Linked DNA regions of Homo sapiens: region 1 is linked to region 2. Evidence: read pairs that join two places in POLR2A ChIA-PET (ENCODE). Cell type or tissue: B cell. All regions are shown on one strand. Each heading gives the region's core, and the rest is flanking DNA. Links, peaks and the distances in the headings are about the cores only.

What was found. ChIA-PET counts read pairs that join two places held together with the same protein. Peaks named below come from ENCODE experiments on the same cell type or tissue, not always from the same donor. Only the 100,000 strongest peaks of a DNase experiment are listed, where the experiment ranks them.
Region 1: POLR2A ChIA-PET joins it to region 2 with 5 read pairs; 2 of 35 experiments call an interaction of 5 or more read pairs at or near these places.

Annotation. Positions count from the first base shown.
Region 1 is chr2:127,287,523-127,290,968 of GRCh38, forward strand. It overlaps ERCC3 (ERCC excision repair 3, TFIIH core complex helicase subunit), which reads right to left. Exons shown (of 15, transcript NM_000122.2): 4 at 2,702-2,751; 5 at 2,167-2,302; 6 at 1,815-1,979; 7 at 1,138-1,342. Among named protein-coding and RNA genes, the nearest start is that of ERCC3, 4.9 kb to the right of the region's middle. In B cell, for the core only: no CTCF peak of the experiment used is centred there; no DNase peak of the experiment used is centred there.
Region 2 is chr2:127,747,867-127,751,312 of GRCh38, forward strand. The region is part of intron 7 of WDR33 (WD repeat domain 33); the gene reads right to left. Among named protein-coding and RNA genes, the nearest start is that of SFT2D3, 48 kb to the left of the region's middle. In B cell, for the core only: no CTCF peak of the experiment used is centred there; a DNase peak (open chromatin) is centred at 1,895; H3K4me3 peaks cover 427 bases; H3K27ac peaks cover 1,478 bases.

The DNA.
Region 1 (3,446 bases), core at 363-2,862, 460 kb before region 2:
ACTTGGGAGGCTGAGGCAGGAGAATATCTTGAACCCAGTAGGCGGAGGTTGTGGTGAGCCAAGATGGCGCCACTACACTCCAGCATGGGCAACGGAGCAAGACTCTGTCTCAAAAAGAAAAAAGAAAGATTGAAAAACTAAAGCTGAGGAGTACTTTACCTTGCCCACAGCCACGGGACAGTGAAGCTACTGGGTCCCAGCATGCCTGGCCCACAGAAGGAGGCACTCGGCAAAAGACCACTATTATTATTACACAGCAAACGGGGCTGAGAATTCAGGGATGCGCTATGTGTGTACAGAGAAAATGAAATTCCAGGAGCTTCTGAGTTTACTACCATCCACCATTTGAAGATCAAGAGAAAAATCAAGCTTTTCCATTAAACAGAGATCCTTCCTTTATTATAAAAATACACTGTGAGTTACCAGGAATAAACGTAAATAAAAAAAATTTGTAAAGTGAAATAAAAAAGGAAAACAACATCAAAATAACCCTTGGAGTTTTGGAAAAAAAGAACCTCCCCTTCCCTGAAGACCTTGCCTCTGTAAGTCCTCAGTGGGGTCCCAAGGTGAGTCTGCTGTGGTCTCTGGCCAAGAAGCTAGGCTAGGACCTGACACTACTGGGATAAGTGGTCAAACAGGTGCCCAGGGGGCCACTCCTGCCTTTCCCTGGACCTGCACACCATCCTAGTCATCCAGGAACACCAAAGTTTCTGCGCTAGGGAGTCTCCAAATACACAACCCCTAAGGCTGATTCAAGAACAAGAACCTAACCCCACTAAGTGCAACAGCCCCTTGCCATCATTACAATCTCACCCCTCATGTGCTCTAATTTTTCTTCGCTGACTCTAGCACCACCCAAGGTTGTACACATCTGCTTACCATCTGTCTCTTCCCCAGAAGAGTGAGCTCCATGAGGTCAGAAGTGTTGTTCTAGCCACCATAATACCCCCAGTGTCCAGGCCAGGGCCCATACACAGCAAGCACTCAAATATTTGTCAAGTCATGAATCAGGGAGTCACCTGATCTTGGCTTTTCAGCAAGGTGTGATTTAGGGAAATGTGCAGAGAGAAAGCGGGAGGCAGCTGGCAGATCCAGACACAACAGCCTGACCACCTTCTTAACTCTGGTACCACTTACCGCAGGGAAGAACAATGACCCCCGAACGTGCACGCCCGTTTCCAAACATCTTTCGCAAGCTCTTCTCCTGATAGGGTCTGAGGACAGCTGTGGGCTTTAGGTCAATGTTGATATCAGGGTTGACAGAATCATTCCGGAAGTCATATTCTGCCAACAGAGGGTACTCCAGGTGGATGCAACGTTTCTGGAGTTCCTCAATCATTTCCTGGAAAGAGGGCACAAAAGGGGTTTTAAAATCTTGTTACTGTGCTCAAAAACATTACATCTTCTAAGAGGTCCAATGGTCAAAAAAGTGGCATTCTATCTAAACTTCTACAAGATTTTAGATCTTGCTCAGTCAACAACCGGGATAAAGCACAGAAAAGCAACCCAGACTAACAACACTTTGAAAATGAAATCTAATCAGCAGGCAAAATTGACCTTCAGGCACCATTTCTCACATCTCCTCAGGAACCTGTGAAGACCAGCCTACCAGCCTGAAAAAGAGGACACTGGGACTTTAACTCCATCAGGAGAAATGATGCCATGGCTCACAGATAATAAAAAGGAGAAAGCAATTCAGGGACCAACAGGGACTCCTTCCTTTCACACAGACTACAGGCAGAGTCGACACATGGCTGGACTAGCTTCTAACAGCAGCTCAGTGAAGGAACCAGGAGGAAGGTACATTCACTAACCTGCTTGACTTCAAAAGACACTGTCTGTGTCTCTTCTTCTTCTTCTTCATCCTTGTCCATTTGCTCATAGAAGTCAAACAGGTCCATGGGGATGTCAGATTTACCCTGTGGATCTGTCACTCGGGAAGTGGAGGGCCCACCACTGCTTTCAGCAGTCTTAGAAATCTGTGAGAGAGGTAGGTGCTGAACGTGCACACAACATTTAATTCTGCTGTTATCAAGCAATGGGTGAAGTTGTAAAGGGTAGAACCAGCAGGGCTGCTAGGTTGTAAGTGCTGGGTTAAAGACACCTGAGAGAACTGAAATCCTAAATGCCTGCCCCCACCCAAGGGTGGCCCAGGAGTCCACATACGGCAGATTTGCTTGTGAAAGTCTCTGTGATGAGCTCAGTGGCCTCCCCTTCAGAGTTTCTTAAGCGGCATTCTCGGATCACGGGGTCCTGGAGAAGATGCTGGATTACATCAGGGTGGCAACTTTCAACGAAGTATCTGCAAGCAGGGGAGGAAGAAGGGGTCTACTGACCAGCAGGTACCTCCTGGAGATTCCACTGCTCATTCAATTAGATGGTCTGGAAATACAAGCCTCATGACTCTCCCCACAACCCTTCGCCAAATCTGTACCATGAGCTGCCGGCCATGATTTAACATATGAGGGTTGTGACTTTGAGGTCAAGTAGGCAGGGGCCTGAGCCCAGCTCCACTGCTAGAGGAAATACAGTGGCCAGTGGATGAGTTTCCAGTCTGGGCCACATCTCTTGTTTCTCTTCTCTTATCTGTGCTTCACAGAAAAGACAGCATAAACATCAGGTCCTTCCCATATCCCTTTATTCCTGCTGGTGCGCAGAAAGTGACAGTGCCTTGGGACAGGCCTGTCATGGAATCTCTTACCTGTTGTGCTTCAAGACCAGCTTGACTTTTCCATAGCTGACAGTACACAACTGCAAATACAGATAACATCCAACAGGTAAATGTGCAGCTAACTCAGAACACATTCATTACTGGTCACATCTTACACCTACCAACCAAGTGAAAAGTTCATTTTACTTTAGGGAAACCCAACTTGCAATCCTAAAGTGGTCAGATGTGCCTAAACTGAGCTTTTTCCATTGGCCTCTGCTTTCTGAGAACAAAATCTTCCTCTTGCCTGGGTAATTCTGATGCATATCCATTAAGTTATAAAACGCTGCTTAAAATCTTGCATTCTGCCTTTCCTCTCTATTCCCACAGCCCCCACCCTAGTCTAGAGAAGACCACACCAGTATTACTACAACTCCACAGAGTATGTGCACAGTAATTGCGGCTTAAATAAAATGCAAAGCCTCTTCACCAATGCTCCTATTTCCCCAAATAGAATGTAAGCATCTTGATGGCAGAGAATACAGCTTAAATCCTCCCAGGTTCCCAACCACCTTTAGGAAGGAATACAGTAGAGGCTGTGTGGCAACAATAAAAATTTGCCACTCAGGCCAGGCACGGTGGCTCACACCTGTAATCCTAGCACTTTGGGAGGCCGAGCCAGGTGGATCACCTGAGGTCAGGAGTTCGAGACCAGCCTGGCCAACATGGTGAAACCCCATCTCTACTAAAAATATAAAAATTAGCCGGGCATGGTGACGGGCGCCTATAATCCCAG
Region 2 (3,446 bases), core at 651-3,150:
AGCTAAGCCTTGGTGTTACTACAAACTGTTCTGACATGTACAGCTTAAACATTCCACGCTCCTGTTGGACAATCTCACTGAACGTCAATATCAAAAGTAGTCACTCCAAGACCATGGCAAAGTGAGAAAAAACTAGGTCACTGTACAACCCACAAAATACAAAATTCTCTTTCTTGCTGAATGAGTGACAGCTATTTCTTCACCAATTACAGCTTTAACCTCAATCTACTTGACCCCCTCTATAAGATCTGTTGATACCCAATCATAGAATTGCCTCTGTTTTCCGACAGCACCCTATCTAGAGCAAGCCCTCATGTCCTTAGACCTTCCCCCCAAAATTATCCAAAGCCCAAATCCTATAATACATTATAACACCCTGTTACTAGGACACCCCATGGTTCCCTGCGGTCTGTGTTCTTTGCTGCAATGAGCAATAAATCCAACCTGCTCTATGACAGGTGTACTCCTAGTGGTCTTTAACTGAAGGGTATTCACACTTGTAAATACTAACAGTGAAATGAAAATAGACTAAATGTTCTAGGCTTAGAAAATGACTCTAAAACTATAATTCACAGGGAGGGCAGCTTTGGATGATGCTGGTGTAAGATTTCTTCAGTTTTGCTTTTAATGTCAAGACCATGGTAAAATGTTTTAAATGGCTCAGGTAAAGTAAAAAGCATTAAAAACTGTTAAAGCAGAGGAGAAGCTTTTACAGCCAAATTGATCAAGAGAATAAGCAGGAGTTAATCAAGGATCATTTCAATTGGCGGCAGCACATCCAAGTATCTGGGTTATGTCTAGATTTAGAGGTACTTTAAACAAGGGATGCAGGAAAATGCTCATCAACAATAAAGCTGAAGCTATAAGGAAAACATGAAAGTGAGTAATATCTTTTTTCCTGAGACAGGGTCTCATTCTGTCACCCAGGCCTGGGTGCAGTGGTGCATGGCTCATTACTGTCTCGATCTCCTGGGCTCAAGTGATCCTCCTAACAGGGCCTCCTAGGTAGCTGAAACTTAAAAAAAAAAAAAAAAAAAAAAGTGCTCACCTTAACTACTGGAATTATCTGGATAGTATGTTAGCTGTGAGAAGAAAATAAAGCAAGATTTTCATATGCACTCTTTTGATGAAAGATTTTTAAAATTTCTATAAGTATTAATCATATCTACAAGTACAAAACCAAAAATGTGGCCGGGCTTGGTGGCTCACGCCTGTAATCCAGTACTTTGGGAGGCCAAGATGGGAAAATCTCTTAGCCTAGGAGTTTGAGATCAGCTTAAGCAACATAGTGACATCTTGTATCTATTAAAAATAAAATAAAGTTAGACAGGCATAGTGGCATGCAACTGCAGTCCCAGCTACTCAGAAAGCTCAGGTGGATCGCATAAGCCCAGGCAGTTGAGGCTCCAGTGAGTTGTGATCGTGCCACTGCACTCCAACCTGGGTGACTGAGTGAAACGGTCTCAATAAAACAAAACAAAATAAATAAAATGATGATGAAGAAACACCATAAGGGCAGGTGTGGTGGCTCGTGTCTGTAATCCCAGCACTTTGGGAGGCTGAGGCAGGTGGATCACCCGAGGTCAGGGGTTTGAGACCAGCCTGGCCAACATGGTGAAACCCCGTCTCTACTAAAAATACAAAAATTAGCTGGGCATGGTGGCAGACACCTGTATTCCCAGCTATTCGGGAGGCTGAGGCAGGAGAATCACTTGAGCCAGGGAGGCGGAGATTGCAGTGAGCTGAGATTGTGCCACTACACTCCAGCCTGGGCAACAGAGTAGGACTCCACCTCAAAAAAAAAAAAAAAAAGAAATGCCATAGTGTTGACTACTTCCTCTTTCAAGACAAGCCCTCAGCAACTGTGCCAAACCTTAACCTTTACAATTATCACAGTCCTCAGTGTTTCTCGTCAGCAAGAACTGAAACTCTCCATCATACTGAGTCTTTCAAATACCTTTCATTTCACAGGCTTTTTTTTTTTTTTGAGACGGAGTCTCACTCTGCCACCCAGGCTGGAGTACAGTGGCCCAATCTCAGCTCACTGCAAGCTCCACCTCTCGGGTTCACACCATTCTCTCACAGGCTGTAATTTCTAATATCTGCTTCTTCTTAAGTCAAAAATGTTATCAGCTTATTTCTCATTGTAGGAGAACAGGCATTTGTGGGGAGGGAGGGACAGGGTCTCATTCTGCCACCCAGGCTTGAGTGCAGTGGCGAAATCTTGGCTCACTGCAGCCTCAGATTTCCCAGGTTCAAGAGATCCTCCTACCTCAGCCTCCCTGGTATCAGGGACCACAGGCACACGCCACCACACCCAGTTAACTTTTTGTATTTGTTTTGTACAAATGGGGTTTTGCCATGTTGCCAAGGCTGGTCTCAAACTCCTGGGCTCAAGTGATCTGCCTGCCTTGGCCTCCCAAAGTGCTGGGATTACTGGCATGAGCCACCGCACCCAGCTGAGAACAGACTTTTTTTGAGTCAAAAATATAAGGGAAGGCCAGGCACAGTAGCTCACACCAGTAATCCCAGCACTTTGGGAGACTGAGGCAGATGAATCACTTGAGGTTAGGAGCTCGAGACCAGCCTGGGCAACATGGTGAAACCCCATCGCTACTTAAAATACAAAAATTAGCCAGGCATGGTGGCACGTGCCTATAATCCCAGCTACCCGAGAGGCTGAGGCACTTGAGAATTGTTTGAACCCGAGAGGCGGAAGTTGCAGTGAGTCGAGATTGTAATCATTGCACTCCAGCCTGGGCAACAAGAGTGAAACTCCATCTTAAAAAAAAAAAAAAAAAAAAAAAAAAAATATATATATATATATATATATATATATATATATATGTATGTATGCATACATATATATGTATGCATACATATATATGTATACATACATATATATACACATATATATACACACATATGGAAAAAACTATCTTTAAAACAGCTAATTTTATTTCTTTCAGAGGTTAAAATGTAAAAATAAATAAAACAGCTAATTCAAAAACTGAAGGTATTTTACAGTAATTGATTTAATGATTCACCTGCTAGAATTTAAAAAACTACACAAAATGTCTAGTGAATACTCTTGATAAATTTTTGTTTTAATAAACATTTCCACCCAGAAGACCCTTGGGAACTTACATTTGCATGGCACATTAAAACCTAAAAACTGTAAAACTAAAAATGTTCTAAAAAATCAGATTGATGGCAAGGCACGGTGGCTCATGCCTATAATCTCAGTACTTTGGAAGGCAGAGGCGGGAGGATCACTTGAGCCCAGGAGTTCAAGACCAGCCTAGGCAACATGGTGAAACCCTATCTCTACTAAAAATACAAAAGTTAGCCACACATGGTGGCATGCACCTGTAGCCCCAGCTTCTCAGGAGGCTGACGTGGGAGGATCACTTGAGCCTGGCAGGTGGAGGCTGCGGTAAGCCAAG